2 separate regions of the Homo sapiens genome follow, and region 1 is linked to region 2. Evidence: chromatin loops called from intact Hi-C (ENCODE). Cell type or tissue: PC-9. All regions are shown on one strand. Each heading gives the region's core, and the rest is flanking DNA. Links, peaks and the distances in the headings are about the cores only. Region 1 overlaps LPP (LIM domain containing preferred translocation partner in lipoma). Region 2 has its middle 59 kb from the start of LINC01991.

Region 1 (2,816 bases), core at 37-2,536, 360 kb before region 2:
TTCCTACAAACAGTAGTAAGAACCACATTTATTAAATAATTCATATGTGCAAATTGTTTTAAGCTCTTCACATGCATTATTTCATTTTGTCTTCAAAAATTCCTTTGTCGCCTGTAATCTCAGCTACTTGGGAGGCTGAGGCAGGAGAATCGCTTGAGCCCAGGAGGCAGAGGTTGCAGTGAGCAGATATTGCACCATTGCACTCCAGCCTGGGCAACACAGCAAGATTCCCTCTTAAAAAAAAAAAAAAAAAAATTCCTTTGTCGTCCTATCATTAGCCCCAGGATAGAACTGACATGAAGAAGAAGCTGAGTCACAAAAATTAAACAACTGGCCTAAGGTCATTTGTATACAATGACCTGGACTCTGGATTTAAATCCAGACAATCCAACTCCAAAGCCCACATTCTCCCCACTATGTCTGTGTCATCGTGTTAATCCACCAGTTGGTTAACCCAGACAAAACGGGAACTGGTTAAGACCCTGTTCTGGCTCTTGGTGAACACTACTTCCTTTCAAAGACTCACAAATCACCTGTCTACATAGGACCGTCGACAACTGGAATCACAATGAAATCAGCAGATTCTAGACTCTGGATACCTGTTTCGTTTGGGGGCGGGGTGGGGGATGGGCACTGGACTTTTTTGATAATACCTATTTCCTCGTCTCCTCACTTTCTGGCATTTCTGCTGATTTCTGGGTTTCCTCAAAATTACTGGTAGCCGTTCCCCATCAGAAGTTCTCTTCTGTATCCTGAGATGCGGCATTCGTGGTCCATGAAATTTGCAACCATTTAAGGAAAGCAAATTGCTCTCTCACAACCTCTTCAATTGTCATAGGCATCAATTTCTTCCTAATGATGTCGATTCCACCCTTCATAGATGACCCACCCCCTTGATAGAGATGACTGACAGAGGCAGAAAGCAGCCATGCAGCTCCGCTTTCTCCTTTCATCTGGGCCATTACATCACCCTCTTCGGGTTACAAAAATGCTAGACATCCACACAAAAGGACTCCCTCTTCCAGAGCCCATTCGAATCCCACTCATGTCTAGGAGGTCACTGAAAACGAAAGGCAGTGATTGGCTGCCAATTACATCACTGCTCTACAGGCCTGATTAAACTCTTAATTAATTGAATGCCACTTTACTTACACACCTCACTCCACAGACAAATAAATAAACACAAAGAGAACAACACAGGGTGAAGGTAGTAATAAACTATAGCTTCTGGCTCAGGTAGGAAAGAGGAGCCATTTGCTGGAGTTACCTGTCATTAAAAATGATTCGGTCACCAGGTGGAGACACACAGCTCTCTATATTAAATTAGAGGAATGATTCAAAGGGGACCAGTTTCAGCTGACAAGAGCAAAAAGAAATCAATTTTAGGTTGCCAGGACAACTAGACTTTTCCTGCAAGAATAAATTTGATACAGCCCTAAAATCTGACAACTAAATGTTTCCTCACATTACATCACATCCCTAAAATGTGTGTTGAACCAGTGAGATAATCAAGCCTGCTAATTACTTTCTACAACACCCAGAAGATACAGAAATGATGGTCTTGGCTCCAGTCTGACTTTCCTCTAACAGCTCCACTCGCTATCTTACTTTTATAGTGAATGAGGATTGTGTGCTTCTTAAAATGAATCTGAAAGCATATCATTGTCAGTTGGTCCTTGAATCCTAGAGAAAGGAAGGTGAGCACCTTCTCAATTCAAGTCCCCTAATGGGTTATATCTATACCCATGTTCCCTGTCATATAATTCATTGGCTACCCAAGGGGTTCCAGAGAAGGAGTCCAAAGTCACAGAATTATATTTAATACAATGGGGGGTCTAAAGGGACTTGAGAGGTTACCTTTGTTTTATAGAGGGTGAGTCTGAGGCATAGGTAGGCAAAGCAACTACTCAAGGCCAGTGAAGCTGGTCAGCAGCAGAGTCAGGACTGGAATCCAGCTCTTTGGATAATGGCTTCTACGCCATTTCCTTAAATAGCTGCAGTCATTCCATGGCTGTGCCTTGGAGACTTTAGGAGCTGAAGTTAAGTCCACTTGATCTCCTACTAATCCATGGGAGGCAGTGACCCCAAATGGCCTCATCCCAGGAGGTCAGAGTCCTGAACCCAGATCCAAAAATATCTGATGAGATGAACGTTCCCTGTGCATTTACATTCTCAGAAGCCTGAATATCAATGTACCTCCAGGGGCTATTAAAAACAAGAACAGCTAATAAATCATGGGAAAGCAGTTCACAAATGTAAAGTAATACAAAAATGCTAAGCATGGATAATATAAGTGCCCCAGGCTGAGGCAGTTCCCTGGAGAGCGTGATGCTTTCAAGTGGGCTAGGCTTTGGCGTGTTATTACACAGCCTCCACCATCATCTACCAGAAGATGCAAAGGACACGCCTCTCTCCAACCTCACTCTCCTTTCTTAGATTGCTCCCAAGTTCTCGAGAATGCCCCTAGATCTTATTATAACGTATTGTATTATAATAGAGCCATGGTTATATAGTCTTCACTAAGTGTAGAGAAACACCGAGAGGAGATCTGAAACAAGCAGCTCTGTGCACGTCCCCAGACCACTGACGGGAAAGCAAATGTCAAGCTGTCCCTAGCTTGTCATAAACCAAGTAAACCATGAAAAACAATGAATCCACTAGAAGATGCATGTCAGCCAATTCAGCCTTGAGAGTCGATTCAGAATCAGAGAGGTCAGAAGAGTATATAGCACACACAGCAGGTCTCTGGCTGCAGGTGCCATGGGAGGAAGAGGTGAGGACAGAGCACTCCTTCCAACCACCTACATAGTCTTTGG
Region 2 (2,816 bases), core at 45-2,544:
GCTTCAGGAAGCCACACGCCTGATGTTGAGCGTGGAAACTGACTCATTTCTAGCCCTTTGAGATTAGCCTCTCTAGCCCCCAGACTGTGGGCAGGATCTGGGCCCTAATGGGAAACTAGAATTGGGTCTGTCCAAACCTGGAGGAGAATCAGACACAACCTCATCGGATGCACATCTCTTTTAGGGTACTCAGCCTCCCAGAAGTTTCTGTAGGCAGAGGACCTTCTATACAAACTATCTCCAAAGCTTTTCAACTTGTAATTGGCAGTAGGTAGGTTGCCTGAAGTGGCAAAAAGCAAAAATACAAATACAGTGCTTACCAAGCACTTATCTTCAGAGTCGTGTTAAAGTAAGCTGGCCAACTGCCCCCCACTCCTCCCTTGGTGGAACAACACGTCTCTGACACTTTCAATTTAAAGACTCACATGTGTTTTCTCACCAACAAGCCCTAGGGAGTAACGAAACTTTCTTCTCCTTGACTCTCCCAGCAATCTGTTGATTTGGTGTCAACAGGTATTACAGGTATCTGTGTGTCACTTAGGCATTACATTTATTTAGAAAAGAAAAGTATGTTAGAGACTGGATGTCTCCCCCTGCCCCATTAAACTGACACAGGGAACCCCAGGATGACAGGGAGTTCAGATCTTCTAGAAGTGACCACTCCAAGCTTCAAGCTTGACCCTTTAGACCTTAAATCAGTGGTTTCCAAACTTTTTGCATACCCTCCCAGTAAGAGAAATAAACACTTGAAATGGCTTTTTTGCTTAATTCTGATGGACACATTAAAAAAACAAAGCGTTTGTCTAGAGGTAGTGAGAAGAATGCTGATTTAAATGAGAAGACAATGAGAGGCAAAGTGATGTTGGGGGCGGGGTGGGGAGAACAACTCGAGACTTGGCCTAGGGTCAGAAGATCTGAGTTTACTAACTTAATCTCACTAAGCCTCACTTTCCTCATCTGTAAAGTGTGAATGCTAATTACAAAATGAGATCACATATGTGAAAGCGTTTGCCTTATAAATGGTAAGGGATATGCAAAGGTTCATAGCTATTACTATGTATAAGCTTTTAAATATTAATGATTAATTTGTGTTAGAAATGAAATTTCAGACTTCATCATAGAATAAGGTTTAATCTTTCCGATTTTCTTATCTGCAAAGTTTTTATAAAACATAGTTGTCCGCATTATTGATTTATTTGCATGCCACTTACTTTAAAAAAGGATTTGAAGTAACATATACTGTTAGTCACAGAAATTACAGGATCATTAAAACACAGATGAAAGATTAAGACCTTGTCATGAAAGGACAGCTCGAAGAAAAAAACACAGAATAAGAATAATTTTAATCAAGCATATGATGTGATTTTGAGCTTCCCAGCAGCTTAGACAAGAAAGGAACATGCATTGCATTTCACAGCCCTCTTCCTCTAGTAAAGGAAGAATAGCTATGGATCAAGGGGGACCCAGCCCTTTCTAGCCCTAAACTCCACAAGAAATGTATCATGTGCAACCTTATATAAGAAATATCAAAAATAAATTGGGTGGTATCTTCAAACCGAAATGTAGCAAAGATACTATTCAATCTGACCACTAGGCGAGATTTTCCTTTGTGAATCAGTGCTTGCCTTCCCAGAACTAAACAAACAGCAAGATGATTAATATAAGGAGCAGGCTGCCTTAAAAAAAAAAAAAAAAAAAAAAAAAAAAAAAAAAAAAAACGAAAACAAAAAAACAGAGAGAGAGAGAGAAAGAAAAAGAAACAGAGCAGTGAAAATCAGAATGCCTGCCCCAGCCGGCTGGGGCGTGTCGCTGTCACCATTCATTAGGGGGTGTCAAGAAGGCGAGGCAATACGTGAGGTGCCTTGCACAAGGTCACTTGGTGTCTGTGAAACTGACTCTGCATTCTGAGTTCCTTAATATGATTTTTTAGGTCACAGTGTTCTAGGCAAAGCTCCCTGTTGATGTACATCTCTCATGCAAGATTTAGATCACCTCTTTTCGGGCAGAGCTCCATGGAAACACCGCCCATGATTTCTGAAAAGGAGTCTGATTGGGCCCTGGTGATACCCGGCTGGAGTGGACAGTGATCTCTGCAGTGGACACATTGCTGGACTGTTGGCAAGGCTACAGCTACCAGAATCTAGTCCTTGTAGGCTATTATTATTCTAATGCCATAGTAAATTCCTGTTTATCCAAAATGGCTAGGAAATGGGGCATTCTGAGCAATGGAAAATTCTGGTTCATTGGGTTACCCTCCATATCATTTACTGATTCTTGGTTTCAAAATAAGTAAATTACAACACACTTTGCTAATCACTAAAATGATAGTGGGTATGATTTAAGCTTTTTTTTTTATGATCCATAAGGTACTTCAGGATCTATTAGCACCTAATACCATTGTTAAGATCGCGACTTGTCATTTTCAAGGATTTGAGGTAGAAATGCAGGAGGTGGGGACAATTGGGCTGCATCAGTATTAACTCCCAACCAGATCGCTGGAACTGCTGCTGCAGTTGAGTTGAATCATTTCTTCCTTCATACCAGTTTGTTGGCAAGTGAAATAATAAGCATAAACATATTATCATAGTGCCTGGTATAGAGTAAGTCATTATTTTGTTATTATTTTTTTCCTCAAGAACATCAGGGGAAAGAAGAAAAGAATCGAATTCTTAACTAGCCAATTTGGTGTCTGAACAAATTCAATTCATAGAGCATTAGTTCTGACAGGAACCACGAAGAAAATATGCCTAATTTCATCATTTTCTGTAAAAGATAATTAAGGCCCAGAGAGGGAATGTCACTATAGCCTCATGTCT

What was found. Peaks named below come from ENCODE experiments on the same cell type or tissue, not always from the same donor. Only the 100,000 strongest peaks of a DNase experiment are listed, where the experiment ranks them.
Region 1: it touches region 2 in a loop (2.2-fold over the local background); 3 of 110 quality-filtered maps call a loop at or near these places.

Annotation. Positions count from the first base shown.
Region 1 is chr3:188,278,373-188,281,188 of GRCh38, reverse strand. The region is part of intron 2 of LPP (LIM domain containing preferred translocation partner in lipoma); the gene reads right to left. Among named protein-coding and RNA genes, the nearest start is that of FLJ42393, 100 kb to the right of the region's middle. In PC-9, for the core only: CTCF peaks have their summits at 1,103 and 1,305 (motif pointing right); no DNase peak of the experiment used is centred there.
Region 2 is chr3:187,916,432-187,919,247 of GRCh38, reverse strand. No RefSeq gene overlaps it. Among named protein-coding and RNA genes, the nearest start is that of LINC01991, 59 kb to the left of the region's middle. In PC-9, for the core only: CTCF peaks have their summits at 1,308 and 1,507; a DNase peak (open chromatin) is centred at 1,637; H3K27ac peaks cover 863 bases.